2 separate regions of the Mus musculus genome follow, and region 2 is linked to region 1. The links are chromatin contacts, found by Hi-C or POLR2A ChIA-PET in ENCODE. All regions are on one chromosome and are shown on one strand. The core of a region is the stretch at or near the end of the contact, and the rest is flanking DNA. Distances in the headings are between cores, read along the strand shown. Region 1 holds the start of Mprip (myosin phosphatase Rho interacting protein). Region 2 overlaps Mprip (myosin phosphatase Rho interacting protein).

Region 1 (7,130 bases), core at 2,235-4,734:
AATTATAGTACACCCCAAAGGGGCCCATATGGAAAACGATTTGATGTTTTTAGAGGTAATTACATGAAAAGGAGCTCTAGACATTCTCAAGCAGAAATAAGTAAACTGTAGAACAAATACAAACACAAAGTTCAGGCTTTAAAAGGTTGAATGAGGGCAGGTGAGATAGATGGCTCAGCAGGTAAAGGCCTGTGTTGCCAAGCCCAGTGACCTAAGTCTGATGAAGGAGAGAACCGAGTCATGGTGGTGGTGCACCATGACAAGAGGATGCCCATGCCGTAACACAGTAAAGAAAAGTTACATTTTTAAAAAATGGTTTAAGTGATACTTGGGCCCATGAAGAGAAATGAGAAGAGGACTGAAGAAAACTGTCACCCTGGGAATAGGGGTGGAGCAAGCACATCACCTGGGTGACAAGAACTCTGATTACCTTATCACAGATTAGTCTGAATTCCAGAGGCCCCAAACAGCACTTTGAGGCATCTTCTGAAACTCAACCATCCTGATGTACTCATGGGGTGGCTGCTGTGGACAACGAGGGCACTCAGGAGTCCATGTTACACTCCTGCAAGGCTTTCCCTTCTCTGAGTTTCAGGGGTTTCTTCAGGGAAAGGAAGTGGCTAGCTTAACTGACCTCCAAGTGTTTGCTGGTTTGATGCCACAACATAGGCAGGCCTGAAAGAGGTTCCCTACCTCTCTAGGGAAAAACAAATAAACAAAACCAACAGCTGAGGAAATAAAGCTCAAATCAGAAGGCTGAAAGGAATGTATGCTCCTGGGAAGATGACATCCTTGAGAGCAGAAGCTGTCCCTGCCTCCCTAGACTCACATCCTCAACTATTACAGAGGGGGTGGCTTTGATGATGGCTGATGTATCCTCCAGCTTGGACAGTCTAAAATAAGCTCTGGGCGGGAGGGGCAGCAGGAAGCAGGGGGTTGGGGGAGGCTGACAGGAACCAATTGGCTGAGGTTTTCTAATGGAGTCATAAGGAGAGCAAAAGGCTCTGCTCTGGGAGAAGCGGATACAGAGCAGGGACAAATGCTGTTGGCAAGAGCCTCCAGCCTCCCCGCTCTCCTTTCAAGAGCAGCTCCTTCCTGAAAGATCCCAGGAGCTAGAAGACTGGGCTAATCTCTCCCCACACAAATAACCCTACCCAGTATTTTAGGAACTACTGTTCCAGTGCCCTGGAGGTCTCAGGCCTGTTTCAAAGTGCAATCATTTTGAAAACAACAAACTTGAGAGTTTAATACTTTCAATTTGCTTCATCCCTTGAATTAAACTAATAATTGACAGATTTTTTTTTAACAGACTCAAACATTTAAATTCCTCTCATTCATTTAAGAATCAGAAAAACAGCCCGTGTGTAGCATAAATAACTAATTGCCAGTTTAGGCAGTTGCTTCAAATAACCTGGAAACTTACAAACCTCCCTCAAAACAGCCTTTGGCAAGGCCAGAAACTTCTTAAATCAAAGTTGACTGTTCTATGGGTGGTTTTTCAGTTTGTTAAACTATAAGGGGGAAAGCTCAATAAAACATATTTCTTGTTTTTCATATCACCACTACCAGTTTACTGATACGGAAATTAAAACAGAGGTAAAGGCCTCATTCAAGGTCAGACCTCAGAAAGTCACAAGCAGTAACCGCATATCCCATATACTGCTTCCCTGAACAGGATCCAAATGAGAAGAGGAAATCACATTTCTCTCTCTTCAAGAGTCCTACCCTTCCCAAATAGACAGGTCTCTAAGGCCCTTGGCATTCTCACAAATCAATGACTGAGACTTGGAGAGTCTGGTTAAGCTTCCTGATTGCTTCCTGGCTATTGGAAATCTGACCTCAGAGAAAGAGGCCATAACCCCTGCCCTACTACTCCACTCTAGTTTGCCCCATAAAACAAGTCAAACCTTGCTTGCCTGCCTGCTTGCCCATAAAGGCTTTAAAAACAGCCAAACCAGGGCACTTCAAAGCAATGTTTTCAGTCTAAACAGCTCTTTCCAAAAGGAGTGGCTACAACTAGGTGGCACTGGCTGGACCGTGTGGGGAACTCCACTGAAGTCAGCAAGCAGGGGGCAAAGGAAGTGGGCGAGGGGAAAGGGGAGCAGGATATATAGTGCTTTCCCAAAGTGCTGCAAACAAGGCCAGGAATCCTCAACACCAGAAACGGGAGAGCAACCAGTTCCCAAGGGCCAGTTGCCCAAATTGGAGACCTTGTACCAACACAAATTCCCAATCTCCTACACTGCTCCGGGGTTGGAGGTCTTTGGCAATCTAGGACAATGTTTTCCATGACTGTGACTTGGAGGTCTGGAACTCTGTTTTCCATGACTGTGACTTTGACACGGGTTAGGAAGAGCGTCTAACCTGGTCCAAAATCCTGACTAACAAATTAAGGGCAGACAGAGGGGGAAACCAACTTTCCCCAGAATGTACAGGTCTTCTTGGTCTCCTGGGCCAGAAAGCAAAACCAAGAAGGGAAGCCCCTACCCCTCGACAAAAGCTATTCCTACCTTCAGTTCAAGAGCAAGACCCACCCATCTGAAGAGAAACACCTCATCTCTCTTCAGACCCTGACGGTGACAGTGACTTAGAAGGAGAGCAGGCTCTATTCCACAAGATGGAAACTGGTGACCCACGCAAACATGCCAATTCCTGGGACAGTTTGGTGGCCAAGTCTGCGTCCAGTCCCAAGACAAGTCGCGAGGGGGGCGAGGGGGGGGGTAGTACTGACAAGTGGCAAGCAAGCCCCACTTTGTTCCTATCCAGGGAAACCAGACATTTTTTTGAGTCACCCAACAAGCATGAATCACACGGCAGAGCTATGGGAACGGGAAAGGATGTTATTTTTCGGCATTCTTGAGGATTTTCCCTTTGTCCCAGCTCTATCGATACTCTTCCCGCCCCCATTCCAACCCCATCCCCCAACTCTCACGCATTTTTTTTCCCTGCTCCATTTTTATTCTCTCTTGGCCTTCGCAGGCTCTGCGCTCCCCGGCACGACTCGCAGGCAGGACTCTCAGCTCCGCACCCGCGGCAGCTCACCTGCGTCAGGTCCTCGTCGTTGAGCAGATGCGACTCGCGGGGCTTGAAGCAGTTCTGACACTTGCTCTTGTTGAAGATGTTGGCCTGAAATTTCCTGCACGGGTTTTCCTTGGCCGCCGACATGTCGGCTAGGCGGCCGCGGAGCGGGCCGCCACGGCCCAGCGCTCTCCCGGGGGTCGGGGACTCAGCGCGGCCGCCGCCGCATTTTGCGCTGGCCGCCGCAGGCCCGGAAAGGCCTCCCCTCTCGCGCCGCGCCCCGCCTGCTCGCCGCGGCCTCAGAGCGCGCGCGCCGCCTCGCGCCCCGCCCCGCCGCCCGGCCGCTGTGGGCCCATGGACGGACGCGGCCTCCGGCCGCTGGCTCCACCGCGGCCGCCCCCAAGGCGCCGGCCGGCAAGTCCAGCCGTCGCGCTCACCCGGCGCCCGCCGCCACCGCGAACGAACCGAGCTGGGCGCCGCGCGCACTCGGGGAGGGGCGGGGTGGGGCGGGGCACCGCAACCGGCAGCCCCGCGAGCCAATGGCACCCGCACGCTCCTGCTAACAAAGAAACCCGTCGACCAATGGATGACGGGGGCGGGACCGGGAGCAGCGGGCGCAAGGTAACTTGTCCAGGCTGGGAAGGTGGAGGCGCTGGGATGGAACTTTCAGGTTTGGTGGACTGGCGCCGCCGCCCGCGGCCTGACAGCTGCGGCGTTGGGCTGGGCTGCTCCCGGAAGGACGCCGGAGATCTCCGCGGTCTCCCTGCGGGCCCCTGTCTTTCTCGTAGTCTCTTCGCTGCGGCCTTCTGCCTCGTCTAGCCTGCGCCCCTACTGTGTGCTAGGTCTGTGGTCGACCCAGATGCCACCATAAAGACTAGAAATTGTTTCAAGTGCTTCCCGTGTTTTAGATCATTAAAGTTCCATAACCTTCCCGTGACCATTCCGGTTTTACGTAAGGAAACTGAGGCGCGCGGAGCAGTTAAGTAATAAGACGTAGTGTTTCCGAGGTGACTAGAAGATGTCAGCAGCCGTGAGGAGTTGTCAATTCTATTATGGGAGCCCAATTCTGCTAGAGTTACGTACGCACTCTTACCTCCGTTTTGTGCTTGAGGAGACAAAAGCTCAGACACTGCGAATAGCTTGTGCAAGGTCACTCTGCAAGAAGGGCCTGAACTATATACTACAGGCCACTCTTGTCCAGACTCCCAGGCAAAAGGCCACTTGGAAAGGAAACGACAGAGGAGTCCAGAATGGGCGGAGGGGAGGGGGATGGAGGGGGACAACCCCTGCTCCTTAGGAGGCAAATTGTTCCCAGCAGCAGTGAAATGGATCTAAGCAGAGAGCATGCAGAACTGTTCCCAAGGTATGCAGGTGTAAGTGTGGGGAGGAGGAACAAGAAAGGAGTATGTGGTCCCAGAACTCTGAAAGTAGATCTAGGAGGGTGGAGAGTTTAAGGCCAGTCTGGACCGTAATGAGACCTTTATAAGGAGGCTAAGGAGGAGAGGAAAGGGAAAGAGTGAGGGAGGCAAGACAGAAAGGAGGAATCACTTTGACCTGAGATTCCAGGCTCAGCTGGCTGGCAGTTCCAGAAGTCAGCCTGTGTTTTTTAACAGGCTGAACTAACTCATTCTTCACAATGGAGGTGATATTGGAGCAGGTGGTGGCACTGAGAGCAGCTGCGCTCAGGTCACAAGGAGGCTTTAGGAGAGAAATGCCTTCAGAGTTGCGTACTTTTCCACTGGTCATCTGGTGACTACCCCGGGGAGGTGCATTTCCATTTTGAGAAAGAAATGCTCTCCTGCACAAGGAATCAGGAATGAAGGAGCCCAGATCAAAGTGTGCCTGCAGCCTGAGGGGAAAGCCCAGCTCTGATCCAGCTGTGGGCAGGTCTTTTGCCCTCACTGGCACCTCACTGACCACATGGACAAAACTGACATGAATGTAAGGTGTTGCAAGCATTAGGTGATAATCATCTTTGCAAAATACTTCACATAATGTGGCCAATTGTTAATTGGTGAATTTTGGGAAAGGGTGTTTACTGGACTATCCTTGCGACCTTGTTGATTTAAATTTTTTTCCAGAATAAAGACGGGGAAGGGGTAAAGGGAGACTGACGGTTCTTGTCTGCACCGAATACTCGGAAAGTGATACCAGTGGTGGCCTCTGGGGAGAAGAACTGGGTTATTGGGAGGTGACCTACTTTTAAATTTTCAATATAAAACCTTTTTGTTCCTTTCGGGTTTTGTTTTATGAGCATGTACAAGCTGTTTAAAAGAAAGACTTAGAGCCAGCAAGATTGCAAGGCGCGTAAAGGCCTTTGGTACCACACCTGATGAGTTGAGATGAGTCCCCTGAAGCCACATGGTGGAAGGACAGCACAAACTCCTGAAAGTTGTCCTCAGACCTCCAGATGAGTAGTACAGTGTGTGCTACAGTGTGTGCGTATGTGCGCGCGCGCACGCGCACACACACACACGAAATACATTTAAAATCTAATTACAAGTTTTCAAAAAATATATATTTTAAAGTTCTACCCGTTTCTTGGGGCCAATCAAGGCTACCCTATTAAGAAAATGCCCAGCATACGTTGTCCAGGCCAGCCACATACCACTGGTGTCACAGCTGTGGGTATGAGGAAGAGTGATTCAGGGATCCTGAGGCTGGTAGCCTGACAAGAGCTCGACCTCAAGCAAATGAAAACTGATAAAAACAAGAGGCAAACAGAAACCTTCCACTGGAAAGTCGCAGGGCCCTGCCTAGGAAACCCCTGACTCCATAGTAGACTGAGCGCGGGGGCTTCTGGAAAAGGCAGGACCCTGGACAGTCCAAAACTGAGGAAGACTCTGCCTGGAGAAGGAGGAGGAGAGATGTTCCAGATCACCACAGCAGGGCACTTGGCTCAGGACATCCAGACCAGTCTGTGTAAACAAACAGAAGCCTGGATGCCATTAAGGTGTTGCTGGAGATTCAAACAGCCCTGAAGGAGGAGGCATTAGGAGGATGAGTGAGTGGTACAAGCGCAGCCTCCCTAAGGAGGCAGGTATGCTGCTGCTGGTGGGTACTATTATCTCGTGACTATTTGAAAGAAGAGGCTCATTGGGCTCAGGGCACAATAAGACCTTGCCTATGGTGATAATTAAGTACTTTGTATGTGAGAATTGAAGTATTCAGGCTGGCAGTGTGCAGCTTTGGGTGGTACCCATGGTCTTGAACATGCTTCGTGAGGGTTCTCCCGCTGAACCAGGTCCCAGCGCAGTCGTGGATTCTTGTGACTAGGCACTCGCATAGAGACCTTTGGTCTGGGAGATAAATGGCAAGAGAAGTTTGGAAATGGCATCCATCAGGAAATGATTACGAAAGACCAAAGAATACAGATGTGGCCAGAACTAGAGCAGTGTCAGTCAGAGATGCAAGGAATGAAATTGGACAACACTGAAGAGGTTTAAAATTCCACTCGCCTCAGCATCTCTAGGGCAGAGCTAGGGCAGGGTTACCACTGCGTTTCCCCACCTAGTTCAGTGCCTAGCAGAGAGTGGGTACACAGCCAACTCCTAGCCACAACTAAGAGATGAAAACATACTATTCCATCATGCTGAACTATTTCCCCTATCAGATTATAAAATCCAGGTTTGAGTCTTACAGCTTTGGGTTCCCTTTTCAGAAGCCTAGAACACAAACATTCATTAGGCTGTCGACTTAAGATTGATTCATTGAGGATGTAGCTCAGTGGCGAGGCACTTACATAGCATGCAGAGTATTTTAGGTAAGTATCTTGTACACTTGGGGGACTGAGAGAGGGTTGTTGTGAGTTTGAGGCCAGCCTGGACTTCATAGAGAATACCAAGCTGTCCAGGGCTATAAAACAAGGCCCTGTCTCAAAAAGAGGTGATTGATTCAGGCCAGGTGTAGTCGTGCACTCTTAATCCCAGCACTGAAGAGGCAAAGGCAGGCTGGTCTCTGTGAGCTCAAGGCCAGCCTATTAGTGAGTTCCTGGCTGAGAGACCAACCCTATGTCAAAAACCAAACCAAACAAGAAAGATGATTCCCTATATTGTTCATTGTGATATATAATATATGCACCTAACAAGCAAGCAAGCAAGCAAGCAAGCAAG
Region 2 (7,130 bases), core at 2,729-5,228, 46 kb before region 1:
AAATATTATCTTGCTCCCAATAATCTAGCATGGAGGTGAGGATGTATGAGGGTCATACACACAAGCCATCCCAGGTATCTTAGGGAGGGGCAGGAACACACAGGTGACAATTCTCACCTCCTTATTCCCCAAACAGTCCATGTGATCCTAAGGTTGGATCTATCCCTACTTCTTTTTTTTTTTTTAAAGATTTATTCATTTATTATATGTAAGTACACTCTAGCTGTCTTCAGACACTCCAGAAAAGGGTGTCAGATCTCGTTACAGATGGTTCTGAGTCACCATGTGGTGGTTGCTGGGAATTGAACTCAGAACCTTTGGAAGAGCAGTCAGTGCTCTTAACCGCTGAGCTATCTATCTCTCCAGCCCCTATCCCAACTTCTATGTCTTTGTCTCCCCCAGTCCAATCCACTTGTGTTCACTAATGCACCGCATTCCTCCAGAGTGCCAACTGAGCCAGGCTGCACCTTGTACCTAATACAATGGCTGTAAGTCTTTCTCTCCTTAGGTATCCTGTTTCCTAACACAGTCATCAATTCCCTGAGGATAGGAGAAGGTCCTCATATTTGCTAGGTCCTTTCTTAGACCTTGCTTAGAGACCTCTGAATAATAAATAACAGAAATAACAGAAAGGAACCTCAATTTCACTTGAGAAGTCAAGGTGCTCTGTTTACTGGTCTGTGAGAATGCTGGCCACACAAAGGTAATTAAAAATAAACACCAAACACAAAGGTCACTAGTAACTTCTTAGAGGAACAGAGACATGAAGGGGAGGCCAATAATGGCCTCTGTCTCCTGAAAAAAAAATTGATTTGTTGTGCTATAACACAAACTTCAACTTTTTCTATGCAAAAGGAGAAAGAAGGCTGAGGATGGAAGCAGGAAGTAATCTGGGTAAACCCCAGTGAGCCTCCAATGAGGCAGCTTACTAAAACAGGCTCCCACTCCCACAGGCAGAGCAACCAAATGCCCATGAGATGGCTTGAGCATCTTTCTAAGCAGCACCCAGGGCTGAGGGCAGGGGAAGACCAAGTAAAAAGCTACCAGGTATATAAGCTGCTGAGGCCTGCAAGATACCAACCATGGTCTCCTCCTCAGTACCACACTAGTGAGATCAGTGAGGCATCAATTGTGACCTCCTTCCTAGCACATCAGTAAGACCAGTGAGGCACCCAGAGTTGCCTCCTCCCTAGCACTATATTTGCCATCAAATTTATCCCAGGATTCTTTCAAAAGTATACCCAGTCCACTCTTAAAAACCCCAGGGCGAGGCAAAGAAGTGATTTAGCCCATAGCCACCTCAAGTAAATGACCAACTCATAGCCCATGATCTGCTCCATCAGACCTCCCTCCTAGGAGATGAAATCTGAGGGGTACAAAAGAATGGTCAGGGAGTGTCTGGAGGTGACATGCCAGGCCTGTGAATGACTGAGTTATTGATGTGTACCACTCAAGTACATTTGCTCAGAACACAGTATCAAGTTGTGGACAGTATCAATTCAGAAACATACAAGATGGAAATGGCCATAGAAGTCATAAAGGAAGCTGAAGCACGAATAGCCAGCTGGACTGAGGAAGGGCTGGAAGAGTAGTTGTATCCAGCTGCTGGTCCACAACAGCTCACCACAAGGGGCATTTAGGTATCCACCCCAAAGTGGCTCACAGGTCTAAACACTCTGAAAAGAGAGTCCTCTGGAATAAGTGCATTCTCCAAGGTCATGTGCAGGGTTCCATGGCCTAAAGGAGAGTTGAATTACTCTGAGCTGCAGTGGTCATGTTCTAGAAGCTAAAAGCAGTCTCTTCAGCCTTTTTTTTTTTGGTTTTTCGAGACAGGGTTTTTCTGTATAGCCCTGGCTGTCCTGGAACTCACTCTGTAGACCAGGCTGGCCTCGAACTCAGAAATCCGCCTGCCTCTGCCTCCCGAGTGCTGGGATTAAAGGCGTGCGCCACCACGCCCGGCTTTCTCTTCAGCCTTTGATCTTTCAAATCCTCTATCCAAAACTCTACTCTCAAAAAATAATATAGAAGAATAGAGAACTATATACATAACTGGAGTTCATGCTGTTGCCTACACTACTGTCAAATGTATCTGAAGGTTTTTATCCTTTAAATAACATGGAATTTTTAGTTAGATGTAGCATTGCTAAAATCTTAAACTACTTGCTCACCGGTGAACAGGTATCACTGGATTCCAGGCAAGGGAATCAACTACTTTGCCTTTCCTTTGGTCTAATGGCCAAGCAAGTAGAGAAAGCAGGACATCGTGATAGTATGTATCCTTGTCTTCTCTTCATCCCTTCAGATGAATGTTCAGAGGACAGGAAACAGGACTCTGCTACATTGTGGCTTACCGTCTGCACTCTTAACTGGCTATCCTTACAGTCTTCATGGTGCAAAGGAAAAAGGACAGGTTTAGTGAGTCACAAAGGCACCTCAGGGTGAGTTAACAGAAAGCAGAATTGGAATTTAACCCCCACAAATCAACTGAAATATTTTCTGACAATTGCCTGAAAGCAAACTAACTCAACTTATTTTGTTTTGGTTGACTCCACAAACAGAAAAAGCCCAGCCTGGAGTAAACAAGAAGACTGGTCTCCTACCAGGCATCCTGTGGTCCCCAAGACCTCTTCTTGTAGCCAAATTGGCTTGAGAGGTTGATGATGCCAGCAAGGCACTCTGAGCAACCTAGATCTCAAGTTAGAATACTTCTGGAATGGGAGTTGCAGATTTCCAAGGTCACCCATGTCTTTATCTGCCTAGCCAGCCCTCTGCCCAGGACCCTTGGGTGCATAGGAAGAACTAACCCACAGCTATCAAGAACCACCCCCAGGAGGGTGCATTACCCTAAGGATAAGTGTCTATTCCAATCTCTACTATTGTGACAGGCTGTCATGGGACAGAATGTGACACCTAGAAGGGCTTTCCTTTTGAGTTGACTTGAAAAATTAAACCAAACAGCAGTGGACTTTCTGGAGAACTGATCTTCTCTTGTTTTTGTGTCTTAAAAAATGTGTCCAATACATACCTTAACTTTGTAATTGAGCAAAATGACAAAGTTTTTTTGTGCTTCTACCCTCCTACACACAACTGCTCCAAATCCAATATAGTTTGACTTTTATTTTCTTAAATGGCCTATATAGAGAGGTAGGTCTGCTTTACCTTGCAAAAGTTAAGTAGGAATATTGACAGAGAAGAAGAAGAAGAAGAAGAAGAAGAAGAAGAGGAGGAGGAGGAGGAGGAGGAGGAGGAGGAGGAGGAGGAGGAGGAGGAGGAAGAGGAGGAGGAGGAAGAGGAAGAGGAAGAGGAAGAGGAAGAAGAGGAGGAGGAGGAAGAGGAAGAAAAGGAGGAGGAGAAGGAGAAGGAGAAGGAGAAGGAGAAGGAGAAGGAGAAGGAGAAGAAGAAAAAGAAAAAGAAAAAGAAAAAGAAGGGCAAAAGATGAGGAAAGGAAGCGGATTTTTCTGTTTCCACAGAAAGATATGGCAGCTTGCTGAGTGCATTTGGGTGTGTTCACACTCCTCTCCACCCCAAGTCTCTGCGGGATCCTGAGGTCACAGATCTGGCCTGCAAGGAAAGGGAGAGGTAGCCAGTGGCTTTCGACTAGCAGCTGAATACAGCTTTTCTGAGTTCTGGTGTGCAGAGCTCCCACAAGCAAGCAGGCCTGTGACTCTCACAAGGCTATTTTTAGATTCCGAGTAGGATGAGACTAAGAAGCAATGCTGCACAGCCACCTTACTGGGAAGCCTCTCTTGCTCTAGCTCCTCCCTGGACAGCCCCTCCGAGAAGGGAGTAGACCTTTATATTTTCTTCCTCCCCTGGGCCCTTCTTCCCCTATGCTTCCCCTTCTTCCTCCGGGTAGGCCTCGCCCACTTGTCTGTCTCATAAAGAGCTGGGAAACATGGAGATAAATAAAGCCTCAATTAGGCAGGAATCCAAAGCTAGGATTGGGGGATGGGAAGAGTGGTGTCTGAGGCTCTGTCCCAATCCAGAAATGCCTGAGAAAGCGCCCGGGGCCACAAGCAGCCTTGAGGTTGGCCGCTTCCCACAGCCCCCTTTGGCCTGTGCTGACCAGGCGTGGTCAAAGGCTGGGAGCCACGCCATTCCCACATACAGCTCCTCTAGGCAGCCTGGACTGCTGTACAGGCCCCAGCTCCCTTTGCCATCCCACATATATAAGAAAGAAGAAGTCTAGGCTCTTGGCCCTTCCATTTCTTTCCCAGTGACAGAGAAGGGACTACAGAATGTGGACTTGTCCCCAGCAGGGATGGCTTTAGATGCTGTGACGCCCCTCCAGGCCCAACAAAGGCAGTTTTTCCCCCCTTTCAACTTTAGAAACTCAGTGTTCTTATTTATTCCTTTCTGAGCTCGGAAAGAACAATGAGGGAGATCTTGTTTCTTCCCCTAAGTCTTGGGTGGGGGGAGAGCAGCAGAATATGGGGGAGGAGACTGGGCTAGCAGAAGCTCAGATATTTTTAGAGACATGGGAATTAAGTAAGCAGGGACCTTCTGGGGCCTGAAACAGTTTTTTTTTTTTTTTTTTTCATCCTAATTCCAAAAGGCCAAATGGGTGGTGGAGAGCCAGAGGCTGAAGGCAGAGAGCAGTAGAGTCTGGAGACTGTAAGTGACCAAGTGGACTCTTCTCACTCTGCTATGTGGCCTACTCCATTTCCCTTTACAAAGGGGGGATAAAGTAGCCTTCGTACCTGCACCCAAACCCCCTTTTAGCCTCAGGGGACAGGAAAGTGGCAAGGGGCAGCAAACTGAACTCCTTTGATCCTGCTTCTGACAGTGGGAGAAGCAAGATCTAAAATGAGATTTCTCAGTTCTCTTTAGGCTTCTAATAACCCAGTTCTCAAAGATCGCAACCATGGTACTGAACATCTTTTAGGGACCTCACTCGAAAAGTCTCCCACTATAGTTTGGGATAGGATACAGAGAAAAATGGAAAAGGGAGAAGCTGGGGAGACCCAGCCAGTTAGCTGATGTCATGCAATGCTACTGAAGTGTTAACCACTGATAGGCTCAAAACTCACACATTTCCATACCAGCAATCCTACTTCTAAGAATGTTCTCTGAGGCTCTCATATTTTTCCTTTTCATGTATTCTTCTTTCATATATTATATCCCAACTGCAGTTTCTCTTCCCCTCTTTCCTCCCCAGACTCACACAGGCTTCATCTCCGCTTCAGAAAAGAACAATCCTTCCAGGAACATTAACCAAATGTGGCATAACAAGCTATAGTAAGACCAGGCACATATCAAGGCTGGATAAGGCAACTCAGAAGGAGAAAAAGGGTGCCAAAGGCAGGCAGAAGAATCAGAGACAGGCCCCGCGCCCCTGTGAGGAATCTCACAAGAGTATCTAGCTACACAACCATACTACATATGCAGAGGACTTAAGTCAGACCCATACAGGGTCCCTGATCTCTTTGAGCCCAACTTGAGTCCTGGTCAGTTGATTCTGTGGGCCAATCAACTGATTCTTGTAGTGTCCTTGATCTCAGGCTACATTTAAACAAACAAACAAGCCAACCAACCAACCAACCAACCAACCAACCAACCTGAAAACAAGTATATAGAGATTGTAAGAACCATAAATAAACCCGATGGAATAGCAAATGAAGATAATAGGTAGGATGAAACAGCAAACTGTAGAATACAATATTTTAAAAAGTAGCAAGTTTAAATACGTAACAAATCTTACTTTTGGCATCAGGAATGTACACATCTGCCTGCGCACCGGAATAGTTCACAAACTCTTTGTGTGAACTGACTGTTATCTCTAGGTGGTAACCAAGCAACCTTGTTTCCAGCTTACCAAAACTTCCACCATTACTGATTTGACTTCTGTCACCGGGAAGCTATAGAGCTTACTGGCTGATTGGTTGGTTGGTTCCTGCTATAGGTAAACAGAAGGCAAGTGTGTCTTTCCTGTTCACCTCTTACATTTTCCACACCTCAGGACAGCTGATTCTATTTTTCTGGCTAGACTAAGTGACTGGAAAGCAAGGACCCCTTTTCATCTTTATTTTCCCAACTTTACGTTTCAAGGCACAGAGCAAAGCAGCACCTTATGTATGAAGGAACAAGGCCAATCTCTGACAGTTTCCCAAGGCCATAGGCAGAGCCCTCGGGAGAACAGGTGAGACAAAGAAAAAGCCACCAGTGCTCCACGGCCCTGGAAGGAGGGCAGGCCTAAGCCCCAGGTTTCTGCTGTTATTTCTCAGTTATTGAAGTATCAGTAGCAGGACCTGTCCAGGGCACTACAAGGGTATTATTGTTAATCCCAAGTAGGTGAATGGGCCCTTCAGTAAAAGGGCTCATTCATCAGAGGAGATTAGATAAACTGCCTCCTTCAATAGCAAGTAACCCCTGGGCTTCTAACGAGGAGGGCTTGCAATTTCAACTGAGGCAAGGAACAGCCAGCCAGGTGCATTTAATTCAGGACGCAAAATTGCAAAAATGTGGTACATTTGCATTCACACATACTAACATATACCTTGACAAGAGCAAAGAAAGAGCTATAGGGACCCACAGAAGTAACATGACCTTCACAGGCCCAAACACAAACCAGGCTGCAGTATGGATCAGACAGTAGAGCAGTCAGTGATGGCACACTCACAGTAAGAAACCAGAATATACCAACAACTTGCACTGTTCCTGACACACATGGAAAGCCTCCAGTTACTCACAGCTGATGTAATAGCTTTATGGCCTACTGACAGTTTTTTGAAAATGGTCATCGAGGTATAAACTCTAAAGGACAAACAATAAAGGAGGACACCAGTGGACATGAGATGTCAGTTAGGACTTTGGAACACAGTGACTGGGATTACAAGTAGGTAGAAGAGTCTTTTGGAGCACAGCCAGGGCAGCGGACTCACACTGCCACAGACCATTAGAAAGCTAGTGCTCTGAAGGCCACACAGGAAGGTTACTCTCTGAAAGGCTCTAGTGTGGGAAAAGGATTCACAGCTCAGAGAAAGTCTGTACCCTAAAGGTCAAAACCCTACCCCAAGTCCTTCGGCTGCGCAGAGGCATCCTTAGACGGGAGCTGAGAGGGCTCAATTTGGGAAAACTCATCAGTTCAAGAAAAAAGTGCAGGGTGGGACTGTCTGTCTCTGCCTCTGCCT

Evidence for each region. A loop is a pair of places that touch in the nucleus more often than their neighbours do. ChIA-PET counts read pairs that join two places held with the same protein, here RNA polymerase II (POLR2A).
Region 2: a loop to region 1 is called in a map of left cerebral cortex, with 4 times the contacts of the local background. The contact joins the enhancer-like site here to the promoter of Mprip in region 1. A Hi-C loop is called at or near these places in 13 of 37 maps with a recorded cell type or tissue (adrenal gland, gastrocnemius, heart and 1 more). POLR2A ChIA-PET finds 5 or more read pairs at or near these places in 1 of 5 experiments (Patski).

The regions. Positions count from the first base shown.
Region 1 is chr11:59,658,861-59,665,990 of GRCm38, reverse strand. It overlaps Mprip (myosin phosphatase Rho interacting protein), which reads right to left and starts at 3,484. Exons shown (of 24, transcript NM_001368931.1): 1 at 3,043-3,484. The coding sequence starts at 3,165.
Region 2 is chr11:59,705,002-59,712,131 of GRCm38, reverse strand. All of the region lies in intron 3 of Mprip (myosin phosphatase Rho interacting protein), which reads right to left. Among named protein-coding and RNA genes, the nearest start is that of 1700007J10Rik, 32 kb to the left of the region's middle. Within about 2 kb of position 3,978, at least 3 of the 3 ENCODE cell types and tissues checked have a DNase peak (open chromatin) inside an H3K27ac peak, as active enhancers do; they include gastrocnemius, heart and left cerebral cortex, where a contact is called at or near this core.